Regions from separate parts of the Homo sapiens genome. Here region 2 is linked to region 1. The links are chromatin loops, found by intact Hi-C in ENCODE. Cell type or tissue: mesothelial cell of epicardium. All regions are shown on one strand. Each heading gives the region's core, and the rest is flanking DNA. Links, peaks and the distances in the headings are about the cores only.

Region 1 (14,503 bases), core at 1-8,000:
GGGTGAGGAGGCTCCAGGGCATGAGCTAGAGTGGATATTCCTCCCCTAGAAGAGGAGATGGGAGGAAATGCAGTTTCATGTAATCCCTGTGAAGAGTGCCTATGCCCACAGCCCAGTGGGTCCTTGTTCAGTTCTTGTCCAGGCCTTTGGGTGAGGGACACTGGTAGGGATCAAGGCTCATGGGCTCTGAGCCAAAGAAGGAGGCATGGTGCAGACTGCTGGAAATCTCCCCCTTGGCACAGCCAGAAGCCAAAACTATTCCCAGAAAGTTTTGAATGCAAAACTTGTAGATTCCTGAATTTATTCCATACATAATTATTTCCTTAAGTTATTTAATTATTAAAGGTGCCACGGTGGGACCTTTGGGATGACTTAAAAAGGGTTCTTTGTTGGGAGTCAAGTGACAGAGCAGACCTGGCCGCAGGGAGTTGTTCTGCTTCTGCTTTACCTCTCAGGACCATTCCCAGGAGGAAAAGGTGGCAGAGAGGGCAGTACTGAGTATGTCAGAAGAGCCCTCCTGGTTTTTTAGCGATTTGAACCCACTAGACAATGTGTGCACATAGGGAATGTCCTTTAAGAATCATGGATCTCTTGTAGGCTCTCTGTGTTCCAATAATTTTTTGACTATCATACCAGGAAAAAACCAACAACTCTATTCATTCCCAAACAAAATCTCTTCCCCCTTAGTCAATAGCTTGCGAAAGACATCTTAACTCACCCTTGCAGATAAGTCTTGGAGTGAAACAAATAAATAGCATTGTATTCCTGGCCATTTGCCTGGCTAGTTGCTGTCTACAAGGGAGCATCAAAACATCACTACTTCTTATGTAACTTCTTCCAGCCAGTGCTTTTATTGTTCGTTTTAGTTTACTGGGGACACACAGGAGTCTTTCTGTAATGACTTATGTGGTAAAATGTTTGAGAGTTTGCACTCAATTTTAAAGAATTTGCAGTTTCTAACAAGGTGAAGAACAGCTATAGGATCTAAAGTTCCATTACAGCTTACTGTGAAAGAATTGACAAGACTGGCCTCAGACAAGCTAATCATGGTGCGACTCTCTCCCTTCCTCATCCACCTCTTTGGGGACAAGAGGATTACATCTCAGGCCAGCAAGATCAGCTGCTTGAAGCTCTGTGTAAGAGCACTGCACTGACGGTTTGGAGACCTGAGCCTGGGTCCTGACTTTTCCATTGACTAAGCTCTGTGGCCTTGGGCAAGTCACTCCCCCTCTCTGAGCTTCAGTATCCTCCTGTCACAGGAGGGAGTTGGGCTAGATCATCTTTAAGGTAGGTTCTAGCTTTGACATCATCTTGGGGGTTAGGCCAGAGGCTGGGAAGACTGGGTGGACTTTCTCAATTGCTCTGCCAGGAGGGAACAAGCCCAGAGGCTGAAGCTTCCCAGTATTTAGAGGTGTGGTAGGGCAGTGTCTGCATTCCCAGGAGACCCAGGGTGATTAAAATTTATTCTTTAGGTGGCTAGGAGGGCTGGGGAGGCCCAGTGGAAGAGAGAGAGAGAGAGAGAGAGAGAGAGAGAGAGAGAGAGAGAGATCGAGCTTGATGTATTGCTCAGTATTCACTTAGAAGGGTTTCTTTCTCTTTGGCCTAGTTTGTGAAGGGATCTTCCTTTGGACTTTCTCTAAGTTGGGAGAAGAACATTCTTTTCAATGGAGCTCATCTTCTATCTCTAGGGTCTGTTCAGCCTTTCATCTATCCATCCTTCCTCTTTATTGGTAGAAGAAACAGTGGAGAGTAGCCACTTCTGGTTCTAGCACTTCTCTTTTGTTAAGATAGGGTTTGGATTTAGTATGAAGCTTTGGCTAAAACCCTTGGGTTTGCCTTAGAACACTGACACTAAGAACCTGGAATGACATGGGGAGGACAAAGAGAGCTCAAGAGGAATGCTTTGTGAGAAGTGGATTCTCTCCGTGTCCCTGCCCCCCACCCAAACTTGAACTATACCTATTACATTTCCAGGCAGTATCCCTAAGATGAGATCCTGGAGAAAGGACTAGGGGAAGTATCTTTCTGGATGCTTGTGGTCCCAGAAGGGTACTTTCTGTGTCATACCATGCCACTTCTTTAAGCTCTTCAGGGCAGCCAAAGCCAGCCCTTTTCTCCTACTGCCCCCAGGAGAAATAGCACTCTTCTCCCTTCCCCCAGATGGCAGGGCTCTGGCCTCCCTACACCTCATACCCTGCCTGCCTCCTCCAGGAGGAATCTCCGGGGCCCCTTCCTGACTCTCCCCACCTTCGCCACTTGTCTCTAGGCTATGGGACAATCATCCCATTCACCACTTGACATCCTTGACATCCTTGACTTTCATTCCCCCAACCTCCAGCAGGTTGGCCCCAATCCTCTTCACCTCTGTGTTTTCTTCTAGAAGATGCATTTTGGGTCTGAGAGGAGCATTTTCCTGGAAGGCCATCTTTTAAGGCCCCTGCTTGCTGTCATAGTGCAGAGCAGAAACTTGCACACTATTTAGAGAGCTCCCTTCCCACCTCTCTGCCCAGCCTTGTTACCTCACTTCTGCTCTGGCCATGGCTGTGAAGGGCCCAGCCAGCTCCCTGTTTTGATGTTCTGTGCAACAGCTCCGGGGTCTTGTGACTGGAGATCCTCAACAGGCCCTGGAGCCAGGACTGGAGTCTTGGCAGCTGATGAGCAGCACCTTGCCGGCCAGGAGGAGCTGATGCTGACGATCTCCCCAACATCTGAAGGCTTAAAGAACATTGTCGTTCTTCAGCCCTCCTTGCTTCTCTCAATACAATAAGACATTGCAGAAGCAAAAGGGTGGCCTCTGCTCCAGGCAAGGCAGCTGGCTCTGTCTGGGGCATCGGCCTGGGGCTTGGGTGCCACGTGCTGAGATTGCATAGTCAAAACAGCCATTTTTGCCAACAATAGCTTGTGGCTCCCCACATTTTCCTACCCTGCACTCAAGGGCCAGACCACTCTCTGCATGGACCAGACCATCTTCCCAAACCCATGGTGCTTTTTCCCCAACTCAACCTAGACTCCAAGGTGGGGAGGGATGGGTCAGAGGCCATAGTGGCCCCTGGATAATCCTGACGTGGGGTGGAGTGGGGTGAGGCAGAGGGAGCAGCCCCAACACCTGCACTGGGCCATCTATGGGAAAGAACACGGGTCGAGTGCAGTCGAGTTGTCTGGCCATCTGTATTTGGATCTATAACTGTACTTTGCCTGGCGCTGTGCGCAAGGTCAGAAAACTTACTGCTAGTACCTAGAAACACACAAGGCTGCCCAGCCAAATCTTAATGTAAAGTAGCTAGAGCCATGGAAGTACAGTATGAATTAAAAAGAAAAAAGTATTGAACTACAATAATAAATGGTGTGCGTGTTTATTGCTTGATCTATGAATGCTCGTCACCTCAGATGTTTCTGGTCTTCCCAAGTAGGCTCACAGCAAGTCCTGAAGGCATGTGTTTGTAGGCACGCTTATAGACACACACGCACACACACACGCACACACGCAGCCATCCACCTTCTCACGGGAGGGAGGGAGGCCGCCTGATCAACTGGAATGGATAAATTTTGGAGTCAGACCTGAGTACAAAGTATAGCATCACTGTTTACCAACTGTGTGGCCTTATGCCCCATCTGTCACTCCAAGCCTCAGTGTTTCAGAGATAATACATTTAAAACACACATCGTTCTTGGTATGGCTGCTGGTATTATACTAAAATATTTTCTTTTGTTTTGAGATTCACTGTCACCCAGGCTGGAGGTAGTGGTGCATTCATGGCCCACTGCGGCCTTGACCTCCTGAGCTCAAGTGTTCCTCCCACCTCAGCCTCCTGAGCAGTTGGGGCTACAGGCACACACCACCATGCTAGGCTATATATTTTTTTTAGAGATGGGGTCTCACTATGTTGCTCAGGCTTGTCTCAGACTCTTGGCCCCAAGTGATCCTCCTGCCTCAGCTTACCAAAGCGTTGGGATGATTTTTAACCTTTTTTTTTCTTTGAGATGGAGTTTCACTCTTGTTGCCCAGGCTGGAGTGCAATGGCATGATCTCAGCTCACTGCAACCTCCGCCTTCCAGGTTCAAGCAACTCTCCTGCCTCAGCCTCCTGAGTAGCTGGGACTACAGGTGCCTGCCACCATGCCCGGCTAATTTTTGTATTTTTAGTAGAGATGGGGTTTCATCATGTTGGCCAGGCTGGTCTTGAACTCCTGACCTCAGGTGATCCACCTGCCTCGGCCTCCCAAAGTGCTGGGATTATAGGTGTGAGCCACCGCACCCGGCCGATTTTTAATCTTATGATGAGTAGTACTGTTGTTGCAGGAGATTGTGGTGGACTGTGAATCCCGATGATGGTTTCTTATAGAACTTTTCCCTCTTCGGGCCTTAACACTTCCAGGAAGATGAATGTTGAGAGACTGCTCCATGTTCTTCTTTTATGTTACCTAAACTGGTGGAGCTGAGAGCCAGATTGGCTCCTCCCTTCATTAGGTCAGCCTTGCAGGGAGCTCCTCGATGCCTGGTAAGGAAACTTGTTTGATGTCAGGCAAGAACATAAGTGACTCTTGTATTCCTTTGTATTGGGGTAGAGGAGGAAAGGGAAGCGGAGAGGCTAGATCACACATTTAGTGTGTGTTTAATGTAAGGCTATTACATGGTTTTCATTCTCATGCATATCCACAGATTGGGTATGGGAATTTGAAGCAGGCTGGGGTGCTGGGGGAAGCCATAGTCTATGGTGCAGACACACTTAGTAAGTAGAGCAAAACCAGAGACAGTGGTTTTCAGGGATACTTTATTGACATGAACAAGGAGTTTACTGAAAAACAGCACATACAGGCATTACGTTGTTGAGGGCTTAGGTGGTCAGGAACATTTCCAGAGTTTGGATTGTGTTCGATGGCAGTTCACAAGCCTGCAAGCACTCGGCCTTCAGCGGCCTCCGTCTCCATCACACACACTGCTCAGCAGAGGCAGCTCTTGCCAAGCCGTGACGCAGGGAGGAAGCACAGAGCATTGCTGGCTCTGAGGGTCAGCTGGCCTGGGATGGAGACCGAGTTTGATATATAAATCAGACTTGCTTGGAAGTGCTTATCTCCTGCGTCCTGCTGCAAACTCAACTAAGGGGGAGGAAGTGGGCTGAACTAATCATGAGCTGTCCACCAGCTGAGATTTTAGAGATTAAGTAAGGTTTGGATGATGCTGCTTTTCAGACCTGTGACTGCATGGCACACTAAAGGTCTAGGCTAGAGCTTGACAGAGTGGGTGCAAAAAGATGTTAGTAGAATGAGTGGATGATCAGACTGGCAAGCACACCAAGCACTATTCAGATACATTTGCAGTGACTAGGTGAATTCACTGAATTAGGGATTTTTCATTTACAAAATGAGGTGAGAGGAAGGCTTCTTTTGTTTTTGTTTTTCATTTTTTTCTTTTTTCATTTTCATGTTAAACTGGGAAAGGGGAAACTAAGATATATTCTGAAGTGTGTCTAGCTCTTGCTTCTCTTTCTTCCTGCAAAGATGCAGTGACACAGCCTTTTCCCTCAGATTTATGTGAGGAGGACTCACAGATTCTGAGATGGATGGAATTTCTTTTTTGATCCAATAATTTTGGGGAGAGAGGAGGGAGTTGCTGTCTCCTACTTCCCAGCACATTCCTGCTTTGAAAAGTAACTTTCCTAGTAATATTTCTAGTTGGACATCTAAGGAGAAACCTGCAACTCAGAAGGAAGTCTGGGTGTGTGGGTGTCTGGGAATGGAGAAACTAAAAGGTCATGCCGTTAAACAAGTGGTGAGAATAAAGGCTGGGGTAGGGACAGGCAGGGAGTGTTTGGGTTGGGGCTCTGATTCAAGACCGAGGTGACAGTGAAGGTCAGCAGGGCAAGGTGCTCTCAGGGCCAACTGGATTGAGCAATCACATTCATGGCTGTGAAGTAGTAAGAATGGGAAAATCAGATTGAGCCAAGCTTGGCCTTTAGTGAATTGTGTTATTGAGGATCAGACATGGGAAATATCCAGCACCAAGACAACAGATGGGGTTTCTAAAGTGATATTAATAGCCCTTGAGAACTCTTCTAAGCCCTTTAATAAGCAACATCATGCCAGATAAAGCTTCCAGAGAAACAGACATCTAGTCTGGGTCTTTCGTAGGATTATGGGAAGAGACAGGGAGGTGGGTGGAGATTGGAAGTAGGCTGGTGATCACAGTACCTTATTGATTTACAGTCATTATCAAATCTCCCAGGAAGGAGTTTAATTGCAATTCAGGAGAAATAATGATGTACAAACCAACTAGAAAGAGAACCAAAATAGGACTGACTCTCAAAGCACATTGCTAGCATCCACCAAAAAGCAAAGTGGTAGAGAAGCAGTGAGTGGGATTAGGGGTGAGAGAAGATGGAGAACATTAGGACAGGCAAGATAGGCAATGGTTAGATGGAAGCTAAAAAATAAGAAAAGGAAGCAGCTATGGTCTAAGTGGAAAGAGAACTGAAAGAGGAGTCAGAAGACCTGGATTCTTGCTGTCTACCTACCAGCTAGGTTTCCTTATAATTTAGTAAAGCTACTTAACCTCAGAGACCCTCAGTTTCTTCTTTTGTAATGTGACCTCACAGGACCAGTTATAGAGAAGAAATAAAATAGTTAAGTGAAAATACTTCGTAAACCATATAGTTCTAATGAAAGTGTCAAGAATGAGAAGAATGGAGAAGTTAGAAAAAGGAAGAGTGGGGAAGATAACCTGTCAAGGATAAATAAGTGATAGATACCATTCAGCTTCATTAAAAGCCACGCAAGCAGCATCTGAGTTGGGTTTTTTTAAAAAGAAGAGAAAAAGGCAATCATGCATACTGCCGGGTTCAACTTAGATACACGAGCTATTGGGCCACCGAGGAAAACGGTGTGGTAGTAAGCATCTTGCTACTACCGCAAGCTGGTGGCATCCATGAGCTATGGGACTGGAAAAATTTCACACTGAGGCCAATTTTTCTAACTATAAAGTTAAAAAGGTCTATATCCTCTCCCTTATTTCAGAGGGATTGTGTGGAAAATTACCAATAAGAAGAGTCTTGAATTTATTGCAAATATTTTCTTCAACAAAATCAGACTCTTTAATGTGTTAACGGTCTGGTTTTGGGCCAGGCACAGTTGCTCAGGCCTGTAATCCCAGCACTTTGAGAGGCTGAGGCTGGCAGATTGCTTGAGCCCAGGAGTTCAAGATCAGCCTGGGCGACATGGCAAGACCCCTGTCTCTACATAAAATACAAAAATTAGCCAGGCATGGTGGTGCATGCCTGTAGTCCCAGTTACCTGGGGGCTGAGGTGGGAGGATTGCTTAAACCTGGGGCAGTTGAGGCTGCAGTGAGCTGAGATTGCACCACTGCACTCTAGCCTGGGAGACAGAGTGAGAATCTGTCTCAAAAAAATAATAATAAATAAATAAAAATTTAAAAGTCTGGTTTTAAGTACTTTCCTAGGGATGGAAGAATGAAAAAAATGAGCTTTTAAGGTAAAGCCCTAAACCTATGGAATATGGTCTTTCCCTATAAAGGGAGGTCCCAGGTCTGAGGGACCTCTCTCTCGCTGAATCCCAGTCACCTTCATCTTCTTACATTCCATAAAGCATCTTTCCCCTCTCTTGTCCCTGGGTGCTGAAGGATGTCACACTTGGACCTGTCACTTAATTAAAATGAAACACGAGATATTGACTAAAGTTTTTTCCAGTTTCTCTGCTCCCTCAAAATCTAGGGGAAAAAAATCTGAAAATTATGCATTCATAGGCGAAGTATTTGGAAAGCACCTACCCATCCCTCCCCTCTCACACTGCTCATTTACTTATGATCCATCTCAGACTAAACATTTTTCTTAGTTTAAATATCAGTCTCAGATGCACTCTCCTTTTGGAGGATATTTCAGAGTCACAGATCTTTACATAAAGGAAGTTCTTTAAGTCTACCTCATGTTCTTCTCCCTGCTTTTTTGGCCAATTTCTAGTCATCTGAATCTATCAGAGTTGACCTCAGCCCAGTCCGTGCTTGTGAAAGAAGCATTGCCATAGACAAGTTCAATGTCAGTCTTTTCAGAAACAAAGTTATCCACCGGGCGCAGTGCCTCACGCCTGTAATCTCAGCACTTTGGGAGGCTGAGGTGGGTGGGTCATTTGAGGTCAGGAGTTCAAGACTAGCCTGGCCAACATAGTCAAACCCTGTCTGTACTAAAAATACAAAATTTAGCCAGGCGTGGTGGTGCACACCTGTAATCCCAGCTACTGGAGAGGCCGAGGCATGAGAATTGCTTGAACCCAAGAGGCAGAGGTTGCAGTGAGCCGAGATCACACCACTGCACTCTAGCCTAGGTGACAGAGTGAGACTCCATCTCAAACAAAAAAAACAAAAAACAAAACAAACAAAAACATCCATCCCAGGAAGTGTAAACTGGGCAGCACCTAAGGCTTATTTCTGCTCCAGTTTATCCTCTTAAGCCTCTTATTCAGTTGAGCCCTGTATGAGTCTTAGTTGCCTCCTGTATGTAAAATGAGGAATAATACTGGTGCACAGAAATTTTGAGAGGAAGAACTCAGGAATTTCAGTCCTAATGCCCAGGTGGTGTGCCCACAGGGAGGGCACACATACATTATCGCAATAGGATCAGGAACGTGTCCAGAAACATGTTGCATGACTTTTTAAGAGCCACTTAAATTACCATTGGTCCTTCCCAAGTCTCCTGTCCTTGTCTTCTTGGAGGGAACCTTAGAGACCCATCAGGATCTAGCTCTGGAGTACTAAGCTCCAGAGAGCATGTTAGTCCATGCTTCAGGATCTTTCTGTCACTGGAGAACCTAGACAGGCGTGCTTCACTCTGATGCTGTAGCAAAGTGGGCCATGAACCTGACAAAACTGACTTCAGGGAATCCAAGTTCATGACACACTTTTGCTTTAACCCGAACTAATCACTCCTGCTTCCTTCTATTAAGACTTCCATTCTCTTGCAGTAATGGAGAATGAACCAGTTCCAGCCAGTTAAGGGCAGAGGGAGGTGCTAACTCCAGCACTTGTACAAAGTCATTTGGAGCACAGGGGAGAAATCCAGTTGGCTTTGGAGTGTCTTGTTGGAAAACTAGGAGAGGGTGAGGTTGAGTCTATGTAGAAATGTTGGCTTCTCAGTTCTGGCAGAGTCTTATGGTGCGTAGAGGTCTGATGGAGTTAGGGAGTCAGAGGTGAAAGCTCAGAGGCAGGTGGATGTATGGATGAATGAATGAACAGAACAATGGATGCATGAAGGGAAGCGATGGGGCCCTTGGGGCGCCCTCCTGATGCCATTGACATTGCTGAACATGGGATGTCCAGTCCCTCAGGTGTTCAGGCCACCTACCAAAGATAAAATAACTCACTGAGAATTTCCCACCCAGTCCAGCCCAGCCCAGCCCAAAAATTCTTTGACCAAAGAAGGGAGTTGGAGAATCCTGTGCCTCTGTTACCATGGGCAAGTTCAGATTGCCTCGACACTCAGGTCAAAGCAGTTCACCTTCCGAAGCGCTGACATCATACAGAGCTTTCTGACTTAAAGAATTACCCTGAGGGCGGGGACCCCAGGCAGGGTAGACAGTGACCTAAGGGACCAAATTTAAAGTCACTTCAGTTGTGGGCAACAAAGTCACTTGTACAACCTGCCATCCACATCTGCCTTCCCCTCCCATGTTCCTGTAGGTCACCTCATGTCACACTGCTCCTGTTCTATTCCTCCACTGGTACCGCAGAGTTCTCCTTGTTCTCAGATGGGATGGCAAGGTAGTCAGACCTATAGAGGACACAGGGAAAGGGAATCAGAGCTTCAGTGCCCAGCGTGGGAACACAAGATGGGGAAGGAGCAGGGCACAGGAGCAAGGATCTACAGAACAGCTCTGCATTTCCTTCTGCTGTGTTTCTCAAGAGAAAAACAACCTTTTCTGCAGATTAAAATAATCATTTCCCCCATATATGTACACGAACACCCACCAGGAGTGTATAGCTTCTCATTTATCCAGGTTGTCTTCAGCATTTAGTTAGATTATTATGTTGGCCAAGGCTCATGCCTCTAATCCCAGCACTTTGGGAGGCCAAGGCAGGAAAATTGCTTGAGCCCAGGAGTTCAAGACCAGCCTGGGCAACATGGTGAAACCCTGTCTCTACAAAAAATACAAAAAACTAGCCTGGCATGGTGGCACGTGCCTGTAGTCCCAGCTACTTGGGAGGCTGAGGTGGGAGGATCACCTGAGCCTGGGAGGTCGAGGCCATGATTGCACCACTGCACTCCAGCCTGGCAACAGTGAGACCATGTCTCAAAAATAAAATAAAATGTTGGTCAAAATGACAGCTGTGAAATTATATTTTATAGTTGTTTCACATGTTTACAGGCTATTTGGGTTTCTGCTTCTGAAATTTGTTCATCTGCTTTCCAGTTCTTCTGAGATCTTTGTCTTTTTCTCATTGATTTTCCTTTGATGCTTTCATGTTTTGACAATTTCTCCCAATCTCTTGTTTGTCTAGGAATTTTGCTTATGGAGTCTTCTAATGAACAGCTGATTCTTTACATATAATGTGATCAAAATTATTTTTCCTCTTGGATTTGTGCCTTTTGTATTTTATTTGGGAAATCCTCTCTATTGCATGGTGATAAAGAGAGTCTCTTATATTCCCTTAATGGAATTTTCAAGTTTGACATTTTACTTTGTGTTTAAATCCCCTCATAATTTATTTTGGTTTAGTATGAGAGATGGGGAATCTAATTTTGTTTTGTGTTTTTCTTTGTTTCTATATAGATTAGGAATTTTCCCTAGACCACTTACTGGGCAGTTCATTCTTCCTTCAATCACTGTAACGTCATCTCTCTCACATATCAGGTTTTCCTACATGCATTAACCTGATTGGTGGCTTTTTGTTTTGTTTGTCCATTTCGTATGCCTGTGCAGTATCACAAACTCTGTATTCTGATAGCTCTGTAAGAAACCTTCATCTGGCTGGGCGCAGTGGCTCACACCTGTAATCCCAGCACTTTGAGAGGCCAAGGCGGGTGCATCACGAGGTCAGGAGATTGAGACCATCCTGGCTAACATGGTGAAATCCCGTCTCTACTAAAAAAATACAAAAAATTAGCCAGGCGTGGTGGCAGGTGCCTGTAGTCCCAGCTACTCGGGAGGCTGAGGCAGGAGAATGGCGTGAACCTGGGAGGCAGAGCTTGGAGTGAGCCGAGATCGCGCCACTGCACTCCAGCCTGGGCAACAGAGCGAGACTCTGTCTCAAAAAAAAAAAAAGAAAACAAAGGAAACCTTCATCTCCGATAAGACAAATCCTACCAACCTCTTGCAAATTTACTGCTCTTTCTTTGAAATGGTTTAGACCGAGGGTGGGCAAACTGTGGCCTAAGAGCTAAGGATGGTTGTTTGCAAACAAATAGAAGAACAATACATGACAGGGACCTATGGCGCCTGCAAAGCCTAAAACACTTATTATCTGGCTGTCCCTTGGTTAAGACTATTTTTGGCTACTTAGCCTTCCATGTGACTTAATATCAGCTTATTAAGTTCTTTGAGAAATCTAATGGGCATTTTGATTGGGATTTCATTGAATTTGAAGATCAATTTGGGAGAAAATTGTTTACAATTGTGAGGTTTTACTCTCCATCTAGTTACGTTTAAAGTCTTTCAGTAAAGGTTTCTAACTTTTTCTTTAAATGTCTTGTATATTTTTGTCAAATTTATCCCCGGAACTGGGGAGTACTTCTTGCTATTGTAACTTTAAAAGCATTTTAATATTTTAAATATTTAAATTTGTTACTAAATTTGTTGCTGGAATATAGGTGATTTTTATATTTTGATTTCTATCAACAATTTTGTGGAATATTCTTCCTTGTCCTAATAGTATTTTTGTAGATTCTCTTAGGTATCCTATGTAAATAGTAGGTATAGATAATGATAATTTAGTTTCTTCCTTTCCAAGTCTTTTTCTTCCTTGTATTTACTTGGTCTTCACCTAGGATTTCCAACACAATATTGATAGAAACAGGGAGAGGCAGTCTCCTTGATATGTCCCTGATATTACAGGCACTTGAGGTTTCAACACATAGATGATATTTGCTGTAGGGTCTCTTAGTAGCTGCCATTTATCACTTTAAAGATGCTTGGTGTTTAGGTGTAGATGTATTTTATTCATCCTGCTCAGGGCATATTATGCTTCTTGAATCTGAAGAGTCATCCCTCCCTCAGCCGTTCTGTCTCTGAACACTGTCTCTCCTCCATTCTCTGTTCTATTCTGTTTTTTTTTTTTTGAGATGGAGTCTCGCTCTGTCGCCGAGGCTGGAGGGCAGTGCCGTGATCTCGGCTCACTGCAAGCTCCGCCTCCCAGGTTCACGCCATTCTCCTGCCTCAGCCTCCTGAGTAGCTGGGACTACAGGCACCCGCCACCATGCCCGGCTAATTTTTTGTAGTTTTAGTAGAGACAGGGTTTCACCATGTTAACCAGGATGTCTCGATCTCCTGACCTCATGATCTGCCTGCCTCGACCTCCCAAAGTGCTGGGATTACAGACGAGAGCCACCGCGCCCGGCCAAAATGATGCTTTCTTTATCAAACATTTCTAACTGGTAATAGCCTAGACTGTTTTCGGTTTGCCTCAGCAATGTTGCTAGAAATCTGTGGGTTTTTTCTATCTTTCCTTTCCCCAGACAACCAGCCAGCATGATCTCTTAAGACTCTTTGTTCTTACAGACCCCACCGTTTCTCAAATGTGCTCACCCTCAAGTGACTAGAGTCTCTGAGCAAATGGCTAAGGTACAGGCTGGACTTTAGAGGATTAGAGTCCCCACTCTGGACATCTAAGCGCTGCCAGGCTCTAGGGGAAATAACATGTTGCTTGGAGCTCCTTTGCTAGCAAAGGGCAGTGCCCAGATGGCCTGAGGAGCTCCATGGTATAAAGCAAACAGTTCAATGAGATAGAAAGAGCATGGACATTAGCACTAGAGAGACCTGGGTTCAAATCTCAGCCTTTCCTCTTACCATCTGTGTGCCTTGGTAAGCTGCTATGAGTCGGCTTGGCATTTACAGAACGGTTATAATAATGTTACTTTTTTGTTGTGTTTTTGGGCTTTTATTGTTGTTGTTTTTGAAATGGAGTCTCGCTCTGTCACCCAAGCTGGAGAGCAGTGGCACGATCTCAGCTCACTGCAACCTCCGCCTCCCAGGTTCAAGGGATTCTCCTGCCTCAGCCTCCCGAGTAGCTGGGATTACAGGTATGTGCCACCATGCCCAGCTAATTTTTTATACTTTTAGTAGAGACGGGATTTCACCATGTTGGTCAGACTGGTCTTGAACTCCTGACCTCAGGTGATCCTCCCGCCTCAGCCTCCCAAAGTGCTGAGATTACAGGCGTGACAGCCATCATGCCCAGCCATAATAATATTACTTTAACGGGTTGTGGTAGCAGCTGATGGTCTTTGCCTTAGTGGTTAAGTGTGCTGGCCAAGAATCAACAGGCCTGAATTCAAACATCACTTTGTTTCCTAAGTGATGTTTGAATTAAGCAAATGTTTAATTTTTCGTAATGAATTAAGAGTTTGCCTTAAGCCAACTCTCCGAAATTCAGTGTTCTCATCTGTAAAATGGGTATAATAATGGTGCCTATCTCTTAAGCAGTGATCATGAAGAGGGTGGAGGATGAATGTAAACTGCTTAGCACCTCACCTGTGAGAGCAAGCATTCTGAAGGTGCTAGCTTTCATTATTACTTTGGCATCTCTGGACTTACGCGTTTTCTTGGGCTGCCTCTTCGGCTTTTGAGACCTTTCTGTAGCAATATATCATCTCGATGAGCAGCCACAAGGTGAGGAAGACCAGAAGGATGTACATCATGATTTCTGAGACCACAGAGGTGAAGTCCTCTCCAGCTGAAAGAAAGAGAATGAGGTTCAGAATATGCAAATCCAGCAAACCTAGAGCCGTCATTGGAGCCATATTTTTAAGTACAGCTTAAATAAAGACTGAGTAAAGAAACTCAAGAAGATGTCAAAGGTATTCCAAATCCTGACTCTCCCGCCCATTGGCTTTCTCACTGACTGTCATCAGCTGCTCAGGAGCCAGGGAAGAGGGAGTGGGATGCCTGGAAGAAGTAGCCGAGCAGTGGAAGGAATCCTGGCCTCAAAGTGAGATATCTAGAGCTGGCTGTCCATTTTGCTATTTACAGGTGTGTAAACAACCATTTCCCTTACTTGAGACTCAGTTTCTTAATTTGTAGGTTGAGGATAATAACACCAGTCAGGGGTTTGTGAATATTACATTATCTAATGTATTTCAGAACATCTTGTGAGATTAAAAGTCTACACAGATGTAAGGAACATGCCTTATTTCAACTGCCTCTGTCTTTTGAGCTGCCGGTGGTGGAGGGTGGTATTCCTGGGGAGAGAGCGTTGGAAAACTCATTCAGGGCCAACAAAGACAGCCTCCATGAGATATGCGCATGTTCTCTACAAGTCTGGGTTAGAAACAAGACCTTCCAGGTC
Region 2 (15,530 bases), core at 4,503-12,502, 80 kb after region 1:
TTAGATCCATTTGTCAATTTTAGCTTTTGTTGCAATTGCTTTTGGCAATTTCATCATGAAGTATTTGCCCATGCCTATGTCCTGAATGGTATTGCCTAGATTTTCTTCTAGGGTTTTTATAGTTTTGGGTTTTACATTTAAGTCTTTAATCCATCTTGAGTTAATTTTTGTATAAGGTGTAAGGAAGGGATCCAGTTTCAATTTTCTGCATATGGCTAGCCAATTCTCCCCGCACCATTTATTAAATAGAGAATGCATTTCCCAATTGCTTGTTTTTGTTGGGTTTGTCAAAGATCATAGATGTGTGGTTTTATTTCTGAGTTCTCTACTCTGTTCCATTGGCCTATGTGCCTGTTTTTGTACCAGTGCCATGCTGTTTTTGTTACTGCGGCCTTGTAGTATAGTTTGAAGTTGGTTAGCATGATGCCTCCAGCTTTGTTCTTTTTGCTTAAGAATTGTCTTAATTATGTGAGCTGCTTTTTGGTTCCATATGAATTTTAAAATAGTTTTTTCTAATTCTGTGAAGAATGTCAATAATAGTTTAATGGGAATAGCATTGAATCTATAAATTGCTTTGGGCAGTATGGCCATTTTCACGTTATTGATTCTTCTATCTATGAGCATGGAATGTTTTTCCATCTGCTTATGTCCTCCCTGATTTCCTTGTGCAGTGGTTTGTGGTTCTCCTTGAAAAGGTCCATCACTTCCCGTTTTAGCTGTATTCCTAGGTATTTTATTCTCAGTGGCAATTGTGAATGGGAGTTAATTCATAATTTGGGTTTCTGCTTGTCTGTTTTTGGTGTATAGGAATACTTGTGATTTCTGCACATTGATTTTGTATCCCAAAACTTTACTAAAGTTGCTTATTAGCTTAAGAAGCTTTTGAGCCGAAACGATGGGGTTTACTAGACATAGGATCATGTCATCTGCAAACAAAGAGAATCTGACTTCCTCTCTTCCTATTTGAATACCCTTTATTTCTTTCTCTTACCTGATTGCCCTGGCCAGAACTTCCAACAGTATGTTGAATAAGAGTGATGAGAGAGGGCATCCTTGTCTTGTGCCAGTTTTCAAGGGGAATGAGGGAGGCTAATTTTCTAATAATAATAATAAGATAATATTGAAGATTTGCTTGGTTCCAGATATTTCCATGAATGCTTTACATGTATCAAGTCACAATCTCAGAAAACCCTATGAAAGAGTTCATATTATTATCCCCATTTTATAGATGAAGAGACTGAGGCACATGCCCTACAAAGACCTAAGCTGGGAAACCCACTACCTTGAGTGTTTTTGTTGCCACCTGAGCACAGGGATCTCAGATTGACATTGCAGTTTCTCAGCATTCCACCTCCAGGAAATGTTTTATTTCACAACAGGCCAATGGGCCACGTGACTGAGGTGTTCTACTGAGAAGGGGCGGGGAGCAAGGAGTCTGAGGCTCACAGGCTATAATGGATGGAGGAAGAAAAATTAGAGAACTGGGTTTGGGGGCAGAGTCCTTGCCGGCCTTGTGAGGCTGTGGCTGGGTCTGATCTCATCTGCTGTAAGAGCTGGTCCTGAACTGTGTGGTTTGAGGCCTGGGCAGTGGTGAAGGCAGGAGGACTCACAAATCAACCAGGCTGTTGAAAACCCCAAGGAGCAACAGTACGGGCCAAAGGCCAGAGGTCTGAGGTCTGGGTTCTAGCCCTGGCTTTGCCATTAACTAGCTGTATGATTCTGGGCAAATCGGTTCATCTTTCTAGGCCCAGTTACTTTTTTTTTTTTTTTTTTGAGATGGAGTCTTGCCTTGTTGCCCAGCCTAGTGTGCAATGGCGTGATCTGAGCTCACTGCAACCTCTGCCTCCCGGGTTCAAACAATTCTCCTGCCTCAGGCTCCCAAGTAGCTAGGATTACAGGTGCCTGCCACCACACCCAGCCAATTTTTGTATTTTTAGTAAAGATGGGGTTTCACCATGTTGGCCAGGCTGGTCTCTAACTCCTGACCTCAGGTGATCTGCCTGCCTCGGCCTCCCAAAGTACTGGGATTATAGGCACTTTTTTTTTTTTTTTAATAAATAAAATGCAAGTTTTTTTTTGTTATTGTGGTGATTGTTGTTTTTAATCTCCCAAGTGTTTTTGAACCCCATCATTCTGTGGTTCTATGGCTTTACTGCCATGCCAAGCAAGTCTCAGAATGTTGGCACGCTGACCATTACTGCTTCCCTCCCTGCCCTCCATTCTTTTATAAAGGCCAACCAAAGATAACCATGCTGGTCCTGTGCTGGGCTAGAACATTCTCTCCTCATAACATTCGTAAGAGATAGACATTATTTTGATTTTATGGATAAGGACTCATCCAAGTACACACACCAGCAATCCACATTGGGAATTCTAATTGAGGCTTGCCTCTAAAATCTAGGTTGTTCATGAATATGTGACATGGCTTCTCTATTTTATGTTGGTTTCTATTGGCCACTGGCAAATACTGCTCTTTTTAGGGGCTGGTGGGGTGGTGGGAATGGTGTCTGAAGTGGAAAGAAGGCACTAGGTTTGGACCCATGCGCCACAGAGGCCCTTGGAAGGGGTGCAAATGGCATTGGCCTTGTGGCTCCAGTCTTTTCCAACTACTGCTCCAAGTGGGGCAACGAATGCAGATTTTCCTGCTAAGAACTTGCAGAGAATCCCAATAGGTTGTACTTCTTTTAACGCATAGAGTTTTCATGTGCCAGCAGCTGCCATAACACAAACACAGTCCCTTACTAACTGCTCTCCTAGGTCGCTTTTCCTGCCACGTGGCCTCCCTGCCCACGTCCCCTGGGAGGTGGCCGGAAAGCTGAGATGGGGGCGGCTGCAGTTGCTGCCTCTGGCTGACGTTCAGCTGCAGCAGGCAGGGTTGTTCAAGCTTGGAAGAATCACCACTAAAATGATTTGGGTTTGTGGTGGGGAAGCGGAGGGCAGTCCCTTTTAAGAGTTTCCTTTCACATTCCAGCCATCCACCCCCTGAAATCTTTCAATCATCCATTCATGTATTCATTCAAAAATTATTTAACGTGTTCTTTTTCTGTGTCAGGCACTGTTCTAGGCACTAGAGATCCAGTGGTGAACAAAAGAGGCATGTTCCCTGCTCCCAGGAAATTAATGTTTTAATTGAAGGGTCGGGGGGGATTTGGAGATAAGCAATCAGACAAATAAATACATGATATAATGTGAGATAGTGCTGAGTGTCTCAAAGAAAATGATTATATGGAGCCAGAGAGTGACAGAAATGCTGTTTTAAGCTGGGTGTCAGGAGAGGTCTCCCTGAGGAAATGACAGACACTGAGACGTAGTCAAGGAGCAAGCTGTGGAAATCTCTGGGGGAGAGTGGCCCCAAAGAGGGAGGAGAAAGTGCTAGGTCCTGAGATAAGAAGGGGCATGGCACTTCTGATGAGCAGTAGGAAGCCAGTGTACCTGGAGTACAAGGAGCAAAGCAGACGTAACATGGAGTTGCAGAGGCAACACAGACCATGTAAGGGCTTGGGATTTTCTTTTATTTTTGAGACAAAATCTCACTGTCACCCAGGCTGAGTGCAGTGGCATGATTATGGCTCATTGAAGCCTTTTCTCCTGGACTCAAGCAAACCTCCCACCTCAGTCTCCCAAGTAGCTGGGACAACAGCTGCATACCACCACTCCTGGCTAATTTTGTCCTTTGTGTAGAGGCGGGATCTTGCTATGTTTCCTGGGCTGGTCTTGAATTCCTGGATTCAGGGGATCCTCCTGCCTCAGCCTCCTAAAGTTCTGGGATTACAGACATGAGCCACCGTGCCTGGCTGGGATTTTATTTTAAATATGATGTGAAGCTGTTGGAACATTTTGAAAAGGGAAATGACACAATGAGATTTATGTTTAAAATTATCTCCGTGGCCATGGAGATTGTAAGGAGCTCAGGGAAGGAGCAGGGAGATCCATTAGGAGGCCATTGCAAAAGTCCAGGCCAAAAGTGAGAGTGGCTCAGGCTCATGATGGATCCAGGTGGACAGAAGTAGCAGGATTCGGGATTTTTACAAAGATAGAACCAATAACATTTGCTGATAGATTGGATGTAGGTTGTGTGAGAAAGACAGCAGTTAATGATGACCCTCAGGTTTTTGGTTCTAAGGGCTGAAAACTGTAATAGGCTGAATAATGGCTACCCAAAGAGATTCTGTCCTAACCCCTGGAACTTGTCACATTTGAAAAAAGAGTTAATTTTACCTTACATGGTAACAAATCTCATTAAATATTTTGGAATTATTCTGGATTATCCAGATGGGACCAGGATGCCATTTAGTGTCTCTATACAAGAGAGGCAAAAGGGAGATGACACACACCTGAAGCAGGATGCCACGTAAAGGTGAAGGAAGGGTTTGGAGCGATGCAGCCACAGCCGGGGAATGCCACACCAGCAGCCACCAGAAGCTGGAAGAGGCAAGGATCAGCTTCTCCCTTTGAGCCCCTAGAACAGGGGTGTCCAAACTTTTGGCTTCCCTGGGCCACATTGGAAGAAGAATTGTCTTGGGCCACACATAAAATACACTAACATTAATGATAGCTGATGTGCTTAAAAAAAAATCGCAGAAAAGTCTCGTTATGTTTTAAGAAAGTTTACAAATTTGTGTTGGGCCGCATTCAAAGATGTTCTGGGCTGCATTTGGCCCAAGGGCCACAGTTTGGACAAGCTTGCCCTAGAATGAGGGCAGCCGTGCCAACACCTGGATTCCAACCCAGTGAAATGGGTTTTGGACTTCTGGTTCCTAGAACTAAGAAATAATAAATTTCTGTTTTAAGCCACCAAATTTGTCATAGCTGCCATAGTAAAAGAATACAATGCAGGAAAAGATTCAGCAAAGACACCTGTACCAAGACAAAGGCCATCGGTATATTAGGCCACTCGTAAATGAAATGGGACATTGAGAAGTGGACAAGAATCACAAAAGGTGTGGGAAAAACCAGGAACTTCTGTTGGAGGAGAGGGAGGGGCTGGTAGAAAGAGTGGAAAGAGGGGGAGGAGCTGGCATAAGCTGTTGTCTCTGGGCTGTGGCGCCTTGGCCAGATAAGCATCTTACCTTAGTGCTGAGACAGGCCTACAATTCAATCCAAGTTGGATTTTTTATACATTAATTGAGCTTTGCTGAAACTGTGCTTTTCTTCTTTCAAGTCTAAATTCAAGTCTTGAAATGATTCCTTGGCTGAAATTAGATGGTTTTCCAGTGCTGGTTTCTTTCTACTCAAAGTTGTCTTTCATTGGCTGGCAATAACCAATTATTTGTGTGATTTGTTTGCATTTGGATTTGGCCTGATTCAACAGGGCAAGCAGACTAGTCTCCCTGTCTGAATCCCCACCTGCCAACCCACCGACACCATCCTTTCTTGGAGTTCCTGTAGCCTGGAGTTTAAGGCCTTTTTATGTATTTGAGGGTACAATTTTCATAAGAAGTAATTTTTTTTGCTTTTTTAAAAAAATAATTTATTTATCTAAATTTATTTATTTATTTTGAGACAAGGTCTTGCCATGTTACCCAGGCTGGTCTCAAACTCCTGGGCTCAAGCAATCCTCCTGCCTCGGCCTCCCAAAGTGCTGGGATTACAGGTGTGGGCCACTGTGCCTGGCCGATAGTTTCTTAAAATTACTGCTTTTCAGTTACTTTTTTCATATCCACTTATCCTATTCGAACAGCAGTATATTCTCTGATTTTTAAAATAACTGTTGTGTTGAATTTCCTAAGCTCACTAAAGTCAAGGGACCTCTTGAAGTTCATTCTGGGTGAGTATGGGTTCAAAATCAGTGCTCCCTCCACTCCCTAGAGCCATCTACACAGGCAGAGAGCCTACTCTATCTTGGCCAGGACATGGTCCTAATATTTGCTGCCAAAATCCCTTCCCTTTGAATTTGCTTTTCTTAGACCTCTGTTCCTTTCCCTGCTACCCTTGAGCTGTTGGCTTGTGGTGTGTGTTGAATGTATCTTTTCCTGTCTCCACATGCCCACCTCTCCCACCCCAGTCGACCAAGATCATGCCAATCCCTTCTAATTGACTGACTTTTCAGTGTATTTTAGAGGCAAGCTGGGGTGGTGGATGGGACACTGGGCTAGGAGTCAGGACTCTACCACACAGTGGCCTGAATTCAGTTGCTGGCTCTGCCACTTACTTCTGAGTGGCCTCAAATTTTGTAACCTCTCTGGTTAAAATCAGCTGTTTTCCAATTGACCTTAGCCCTGGCCTTTGCTAACATTAAATGAGTGTTGTCACCACTCTAAGCTTTAATTCCTTCACATAGAAAATGAAGAGATTGGATAGACCAGACAATTGCCACATCCCCTTCCAAATCCAGGATTCTATAGTTCTAGTAGGAAGCAAGGAAACAAAACATTTCAGTTTATTGTTTGGTATAAATGAATCATCTTCTTCTTTGAAGTCCTTGTTAATCAACTTTCCCATAAGCCAGAATTCATCACTCCCACTGGGCCTTGTGAAAATGGGAAAACATCTGAATAATGGACTATTGCTGGGGCTTTGGAACCACACTGACCTGTCTTCTTCCTCGGCCGTATGCATATGATGGACACCTGGACACGGTACTTAGCACCCTAAACATCAGCTTCCCAGTTTGTAAACTGGAGTTAGTAACTGAGCATCCCTCACAGAGTTATTGTAATGACTAAGTGAGATAATTTATATGTAGATAAAATGCCTTGCCTCTAAAAAATATTCAGTGATGTTAAGCTATTGCTTTCTTTTTATTTACTTGTTTGTTGAAATAATTTATATGTGGTGAAGTGTCCAAATTGTATACACCTCAATAGATCTTTACATCTGTATATACCTCTGTGACAACCCCTAGAACAAGATACAGAACATTTCTAGCACAACAGAAGGCTCACTTCTACTCCCTTTCAGTAAATATCCAACTCCCACCAAAGTAACCAATATTCTGACCTTTATCACCATAGATTAGTTTTTCCTGTTCTCAAACTTCATCTATGTATGTATGTATGTATGTGTGTATCTATCTATCTATCTCTATCATCTATATCTATCTCTATCATCTATATCTATCTATCATCTATACCTATCATCTATATCTATCATATCTATCTATCTATCTATCTATCTATCTATCTATCTATCTATCTAATTTTTGAAACAGAGTCTCAGTCACCCAGGCTGGAGTGCAGTGGTACGACCTTGGCTCACTGCAACCACCACCTCCCAAGTTCAAGTGATTCTCATGCCTCAGCCTCCTGAGTAGCTGGGACCATAGGCCTGTGCCACCATACCCAGCTCATTTTTGTATTTTTAGTAGACAGGGTTTTGCCACGTTGGCCAGGCTGGTCTTGAACTCCTGATGTTAAGTGATCCGCCCACCTTGGCCTCCCAAAGTGCTGGCATTTCAGGTGTGAGCCACCACACCTGGCCACTTCACATGAATATAATCATACATTATGTGATCTTTAGAGTCTGGCTTCTCTCAATCAATATTATATTTTTAGTGAGATTCATTCATGTTGCTGCAAGTAGCAATAACATTTTGGTCTTCATTGCTGTATAACATTCCACTTATTGCATACCACAATTTATTTATATACTGTACTATTTATGGACATTTGAGTTGCTTCCTTTTTTTGCTGTTAAAAAAATAATTTTCTATGAGCTACTTACCCATGTCTTTGGTTTATGTAAGCACTCATTTCCGTTGATATACACCCAGCAGTGAAATTGCTAGGGCATAGAGTATTTGTAAGGTTAACTTTAGTAGATCCTACCAAGCAGTTCTTGGTAGTACAAGCAGTGCAAGTGCTTGTAACAGTTTACATTCCTCCCAGCAGTGTGAAAGGTTTCCAGTTGCTCAGCTGCTTCACCATCACTGGGTTTTCTGAATTCTTTTCATTTAGTCATTCTAGTGGCAATAGGGTAGTATCTCATTGAGCTTTCAATTTGCATGTTCCTGATGACTAAAAATGTTGATTACTTTTTCCTGCGCTTTTTGTCCATTTCGATATCCTCACTTGTGAAGTGCCTATTCAGGTCCCTTGCACCTCAAAAATGTTAGCTATTATTTTGTATCATACTAATTGTGCTTTTAAGTTATCCGTATATCTATCTACTCTCCAAATAGATGATAAGCCCTTTGATATGCAAGGTCTGTGCGTCACTCATTTACGAATTCTTAGTGCCTAACGTAAGACTCATGTTATACATTCGTTGAATACATTGTCAAACGTCTAGGACTCAGCAGATCATGGCAAAATGTCGCCATCTGGTGTCTGCAGGGAATGAGATGTGGAGGATGCAAAGCCAGCTGGCTGGATAATTCATTGTTTTCCATGTGAGCTTTCTCTTATGTACGATTTAAAAAATATGTATATATTGCAAATTGCCTCTGCATACTTGATTTTAAAAATATTTTCTATATGTACTTTCATTTTTAAAAACTCAATTTAAAGTGCAAACTTGTGGAACAGAAAAAGTTCCACAATGACTAAATTCTTTACTAAACAATTACTAAACAATTCACTAAACTAAATTCTTTAGTAATTGTTTACATTTTCAAGAGTTGGGTGCTGTATTCATAGATGAAACAATAAGTACTTACTATATTCTAGTCCTGAAGTTTATTCAAGAGATATAAGGTGCTCATAGGCTAGTAAGGAAGAAACAAAAAAATCAGCCTGGAGTATTATAATAAATGCCTTAAAATAGGTGTTTGTTCGTTCATTCGTTCACTCACTCATTCATCATTCAACATATATTATTGAGCATTTATTCTGTACCAGGCATTGTCACAGGTACTATAAACCCAAACGTGTGTGTCCTAAAGTGTGACTGCTCTAAGAAAACCTATAGTAAAAATATATATATAATTTTTCAAGGATTTGGAACTTTGGTATATTTTCCTTTGAGTATAAGCTGCTGTAGACGGTAGGCCATGTGAGACCCCAGCTTCTATTAGGGTTACACATAGAACAAGATGGCCCTAGTTGAAAATACTTTTCCATAAAGTGTACTGAGGTGGGGAGGAGGTGGCGAACTTCACTGCTCTTCTCAACTCTTTCTTCCCTCTACTCACTGCTCCTCAATCCACCACCAAGACAAATGGTAACAATGGATTGATCAGGTTTATTTGTTTGTTTTTTGAGACGGGGTCTTGCTCTGTCACCCAGGCTGGAGTGCAGTGGTGTGATCACAACTTACTGCAGCCTCAACCCCAGGCTCAAGCAATCCTCCTACCTCAGCTTCCTCAGTAGCTAGGACTACAGGCATGTGCCACCATGCCCAGCTAATTAAAACAACATTATTTTGTAGATATGGGGTCCCCACCATGTTGCCTAGACTGGCCTGGAACTCCTGAGCTCAAGCGATCCTCCCACCGCAGCCTCTCAAAGTGCTTGGATTATAGGTGTGAGCCACCGTGCCTGGCTTGATCAGGTTTAGAAACATTGTAGTGCCCATGGGTAAAGTCTCTGTCCAGGTTACAGGCTAGAGCTCACATGGGCGTGACCTCCCAGTCACTGTCACACTGTTGGAGGACATAGGCTGGGGTGGCAATACGCTTCTGATAAAGGCCAGTAGTAGGTGTCTTAGGCTGGCAATATTTTAAGCACTGGGAGATATGATACTGCACCTTTCCTCTTATACTTTTTTTTTTTTTTTTTGAGACAGGGTCTCTACCACCCATGCTGGGGTGCAGTGACACTATCATAGCTCGTTGCAGCCTCAGCCTCCCAGGTTCAGGCAATCCTCCTACCTCAGCCTCCCAGATTCAGGCAATCCTCCTACCTCAGCCTCCCAGGTTCAGGCAATCCTCCTACCTCAGCCTCCCAGGTTCAGGCAATCCTCCTACCTCAGCCTCCCAGGTTCAGGCAATCCTCCTACCTCAGCCTCCCAGGTTCAGGCAATCCTCCTACCTCAGCCTCCCAGGTTCAGGCAATCCTCCTACCTCAGCCTCCCAGGTTCAGGCAATCCTCCTACCTCAGCCTCCCAGGTTCAGGCAATCCTCCTACCTCAGCCTCCTCAGTAGCTGGAGCCACAGCTGTGTGCCACCACATCCAGCTAATTTGAAAAATTATTTTGTAGAGACGGGGGTCCCATTATGTTGTCCAGGCTGGTCTGGAACTCCTGGGCTCAAACGATCCTCCCGCCTTGGCCTCCCAAAGTGCTGGGATTACTTGGGTGAGCCACTGCGCCTGGCCTCCTCTGATGCTTCTTGTGAGCAGATGTATTCTTGAATTTCTTCACAGCAGTTCACAAAAAGTGTCTATGACCTCATCACCCAAGTTTTTTTTTTTTTTTTTTTTTTGAGATGGTCTTGCTCTGGCACCAGGCCAGAGTGCAGTGGTGCCATCTGGGCTCACTGCAACCTCCGCCTCCCTGGTTCAAGTGATTTTCCTGCCTCAGCCTCCCAAGTAGCTGGGATTAACAGGCACGTGCCAACACGCCCAACTAATTTTTGTATTTTTAGTAAAGATGGGGTTTCACCATGTTGGCCAGGATGGTCTCGATCTCCTGACCTTGTGATCCGCCAGCCTCGGCCTCCCAAAGTGCTGGGATTACAGGCGTGAGCCACCGCACCAAGCCATCACCCGACTTTTACACATTCTCCTAGACTTCTTCTGACATTACAATGCAACAAACATTTATTTATTTCCTAATATAAACCAAAAATTCTGCTAGATGTTGGCAAAAAACAATGAAAGACAGTGTTTGCCTTCCAAGAGAAAAGGTAACAGATGATTAACATATGTAAAGGGCTATGACAGAAGTATATGAAGGAAATATGAGAGCTTGCTTCTTGGATGAAGTCTTAAGAATAAAAAGGAATTATCCAGCAAGAGTGGGTAAGAGTGGGGGATGGACAATAGGAGCTGCATGAGCAAAGGGCATGCATGCAGAGCTGTTTGCATTCCATCTTCAACATGCTGGGAAGCTTTTAACCTGAGAAGTAGCAGATACAAATAAATATTTTAAAAATTTATTGGCAACCATATGAAGGATGAATTATGGCATGGTACCATTGGAAGCAATAATTCTGTTAGCATGCCATGGTAATAATTCACATGGTGTAGCCTCAGTCAATGCACTGAAAGTGAGGGAGGAGAGATGAGAGAGGGGCACAGATGCAGTTCGTTAAGGTTAGTTTAGAATTAGTATCACTGATAGATATGAAGAGCAAGGGAAAAAGAAAAATCTGGGACAAATCATAGGTTTCTGATTTAGGTCAATGGTGGCCAGTCACTTTCAGGAAGAAGAACAGATGCTGGGGTACTGGCTTTAGTGAGGGCACTAATCCCTTCCCCCTGCCCATTCCAACTTATATTCACTTCTAGAAAGGATGAATGGGATTTTGGTGTAATAAGAAGACAGGTTGGCCAGGCGTGGTGGCTCATGCCTGTAATTCCAGCACTTTGGGAGGCCAAGGCAGGCAGATCATTTGAGCCCATGAGTTTGAGACCAGCCTGGGCAACATGATGAAACCCTGTCTCTACAAATAATACAAAAAATTAGCTAAGTGTGGTGGCACATGCCTGTAGTCCCAGCTATTCAGGAGGTTAAGGTGGGAGGATGGCTTGAACCCAGGACATGGAGGTTGCAGTGAGCCGTGATCATACCGCTGCACTCCAGCCCAGATGACGGAACGAGACTCCATCTCAAGTAAAACAACAACAACAAAAGGTCAAGAAATTGAGCATGGTGTTGTGTTTTTCAGCACCTCAGGCATTCTGATCACTTTTACTTACTTGTTTAGATTGCTCATGTCAGAGTGCCGCAAGTTGTATACATTGCCTCACAGCTTAATTGCCTATGAGGAGTTTGGGTCCAAAAACCTCACTGGTTAGCAGTAAAAAGCTTTCAAAAATTTATAATTCCAGACATTTCCCTATTTCCACCGTTTTGCAGAGTTAGAGTCCCTGTGGACTGAGCGAGCTTCCAGCACTGGGAGTCGACCTCTAGTGGTAATTCTTTAAACTGCAAGTCCTGACTTTGGTGATTTGGCTTATTTTGCCAGAACCAGGGCAGCTGAGTTCAGGTTTTGGTTACAATTAATAAAAAATGTTGGCTTCTAAGAGATCTATTAATATCTCAGTTTTACTTATGAGAGGCCTTAGAGATATGAAGTAAGATGAACTCACATGCCCAAGGTCATACAGCTAGTAAGTGATGAAGGTAGGATTCAAATCCTGGTCCGTAGGTTTATTAATCCAGAGCCTGTGCTCTTAACCACTACCTGTTCTGCCTCTGTTGTTACTTGAATCATCTCTTTAGGCAAAGTTGACCAATCTTTTTCTTTCTTTCTTTCTTTCCTTCCTTCTTTCTTTCTTTCTTTCTTTCTTTCTTTCTTTCTTTCTTTCTTTCTTTCCTTCTTTCTTTCTTTCTTTTTCCTTCCTTCCTTCCTTCTCTTTCTTTCTCTTTCTTTCCTTCTTTCTTTCTTTTTCTTTCTTCTTTCTCTTTCTTTCTTTCTTCCTTCCTTTTTTTGTTTCTTTTTTTTTTTTTTCAAGTTCTCACTCTGTCACCGAGGCTGAAGTGCCACTGTGGCCTGATCTTGGCTCACCGCAACCTCCTCCCAGGTTCAAGAAATCCTTGCATCTCAGCCTCATCAGTAGCTTGGACTACAGGCATGTGACACCACACCTGTCTAATTTTTGTATTTTTGGTAGAGACAGGGTTTTGCCATCTTGGCCAGGCTGGTCTTGAACTCCTGAGCTCAAGCAATCCACCTGTTTCAGCCTCCCAAAGTGTTGGGATTACAGACATGGGGCACTGTGCCTGGCCTTGACCATCCCTTTTATATGCTCTCTAATATATCTACTGTAGCACATCTCATACATTAGAGACCAGTCTTTCCCACCAGTTCATGAATTCCCTGGAAGCAGAGCTCTTAGTAAGTACACAATGAATGTTTAATGAATGGGCAGATATTATAATCCTACTCTCAGACTCTTTTAATTTTTTTATTAGACTTTAAGTTCTGGGATACATGTGCAGAAAGTGCAGGTTTGTTACATAGGTATACACGTGCCATAGTGGTTTGCTGCACCCATCAACCTGTCATCTGCATTAGGTATTTCTCCTAATGCCCTCCCTCCACTTGCCCCCGACCCCCTGACAGGCCCCAGGGTCTGATCTTCCCCTCCCTGTGCCCATGTGATCTCACTGTTCAACTCCCACTTATGAGTGAGAATATGCAGTGTTTGGTTTTCTGTCCCTGTTAGTTTGCTGAGAATGATAGTTACAAGCTTCATCCATGTCCCTGCAAAGGACATGAACTCATCCTTTTTTATGGCTGCATAGTATTCCATGGTGTATATGTGCCACACTTTCTTTATCCAGTCTATCATTAATGGGCATTTGGGTTGGTTACGAGTCCTTGCTATCGTGAATAGTGCTGCAATAAACATACATGTGCATGTCTCTTTATAGCAGAATGATTTATAATGCTTTGGGTATATACCCAGTAATGGGATGGCTGGGTCAAATGGTATTTCTGGTTTTAGATTCTTGAGGAATCGCCGCCCTGTCTTCCACAATGGTTGAACTAGTTTACACTTGCACTAACAGTGTAAAAGTGTTCCTATTTCTCCACATCCTCTCCAGCATCTGTTTTTTCCTGACTTTTTAATGATCGCCATTCCAACTGGTGTGAGATGGTATCTCATTGTGGTTTTGACTTGCATTTCTCTAATGACCAGTGATGATGAGCTGTTTTTCATATGTTTGTTGACCACATAAAATGTCTTCTTTTGACAAGTGTCTGTTCATATCCATCGCCCACTTTTTGATGGGGTTGTTTTTTTCTTGTAAATGTGCTTATGTTCCTTGTAGATTCTGGATATTAGCCCTTTGTCAGATGGATAGATTGCAAAAATTTTCTCCCATTCTGTAGGTTGTCTGTTCACTCTGATGATAGTTTCTTTTGCTGTGCAGAAGCTCTTTAGTTTAATTAGATCCCATTTGTCAATTTTGGCTTTTGTTGCCATTGCTTTTGGTGTTTTAGTCATGAAGTCTTTGCCCATGCCTATGTCCTGAATGGTAATGCCTAGGTTTTCTTCTAGGGTTTTTATGGTGTTAGGTCTTATGTTTAAGTCTTTAATCCAACTTGACTTAATTTTTGTACAAGGTGCAAGGAAGGGGTCCAGTTTCAGTTTTCTCGCAGACTCTTATAGCTAGCTATTTACATAACATCTCCACTAGAATGTCAAATAGACATCTCAAACATCCCATGTCCAAACTACACTCCCGATGATGCTAAAGAGATGTATTCCACCTACTATCTTTCCATCTTAATCAATGGCGTCCACCTTTGCCCATTTACTCAGTCCAAAATCATACAATTCTCTTTAACTCATCTTCCCCACCCCCCAACAAATCTCACATTTACTAGCAAATCTTGTTAATTCTATTTTAATTATATGATTTGAACTCTACCTTTTCTCATCATTTCCACTGCTCTGCTCCTTATCCAGACTGTGCATGTGTTTCGCTTGGATTACTGTGTTAGCCTGCCAAGTGGTGTCTTAGTGGTCTCTTCCTGAACTGCCAAGAATCTATTCTCAGCTATCAGCATATTTATAGTTGTGAGATGATATGTGAGTTCTTTGAACAATACCCTCTAGTGGCTCCCCATCTTAATCAGAATCAAAGACACAATTGTTCCAAGCCCATGTATCTGGCTCCTCATTGCCCCTCTAAGAGCATCTCCTATTGCTCTCCCCTCTCTCTCCGGGTTCTAGGCTCACCAAGCACACTTCTGTCTCAGGGACTTTACACTAGCTATTCACTCTCTGGAATGCTTTTTCATGAATAGCTGTTTAAATTGCTCCTCCAACTCTTTCACATCTTTGTTTAAATGTCACCTTCCCAGTGAAGCCTTCCTGGATTATCCCCTCACCCATCCGTGGAACTTCCTCTCCACTTTCCTTGATTAATTTTTCTTCTTGGCAGTTTTTTTTCCTTTTAATATGTGATATAATTTAAATAATGCTTTATTTTGTTGACTGTCTTTCCTCACCATACTATAAGCTCCATGAGTGTGGGGATATTTGTCTCTTTTGTTTACTGCTACTTCCCTAACACCTCCAACAATAGGTGTTTATTACATACTTTCTGGATGCATGAAAGAAAAACGAAGAAACTCATCCCTCAGTACAGGAACTGTATGTTCTGAATGATTGCATTAGGTGTGCTCTATACATTTTTGCCTCTCTTAACAGTCTACAATTCCTTGACTCTGGGGCCTTCTAGTTGGTATGCCCCCTATTAAACTACAGGCAGATTTTTATTAAGAAAATTCACTGCAGTAAGTATTTATATAGAGCAATAATTATTTGTAACTTTTTGTTGGTCAGTTTAGCAACAAAGCTTCCTATGCTTAGCAATTACGTGCAATCATTTTCCCTGTTCATGTAACAGTCTTCTCATATGAGAATAATGGATGGAGCAGTATTTTTATTTAGATTGAACTTTCGCTGTACTCTTTATGATAGTTCTGATCACAGAAAATGATTACTCCTCCACCATGTCCTCTCAAAAAA

The links. A loop is a pair of places that touch in the nucleus more often than their neighbours do. Peaks named below come from ENCODE experiments on the same cell type or tissue, not always from the same donor. Only the 100,000 strongest peaks of a DNase experiment are listed, where the experiment ranks them.
Region 2: it touches region 1 in a loop (4-fold over the local background); 3 of 110 quality-filtered maps call a loop at or near these places.

The regions. Positions count from the first base shown.
Region 1 is chr11:123,624,434-123,638,936 of GRCh38, forward strand. It overlaps GRAMD1B (GRAM domain containing 1B), which reads left to right. Exons shown (of 20, transcript NM_001387025.1): 20 at 1-3,334. It overlaps SCN3B (sodium voltage-gated channel beta subunit 3), which reads right to left. Exons shown (of 7, transcript NM_001040151.2): 5 at 13,753-13,891; 6 at 9,688-9,773; 7 at 4,755-9,343. The coding sequence ends at 9,710. It overlaps LOC124902777 (a long non-coding RNA gene), which reads left to right and starts at 14,106. Exons shown (of 2, transcript XR_007062929.1): 1 at 14,106-14,187. In mesothelial cell of epicardium, for the core only: no CTCF peak of the experiment used is centred there; a DNase peak (open chromatin) is centred at 4,968.
Region 2 is chr11:123,699,537-123,715,066 of GRCh38, forward strand. No RefSeq gene overlaps it. Among named protein-coding and RNA genes, the nearest start is that of ZNF202, 34 kb to the right of the region's middle. RefSeq lists enhancers at 2,294-2,794, 2,795-3,295. In mesothelial cell of epicardium, for the core only: CTCF peaks have their summits at 8,260 (motif pointing left), 11,937 (motif pointing left) and 12,139; DNase peaks (open chromatin) are centred at 8,255 and 11,938.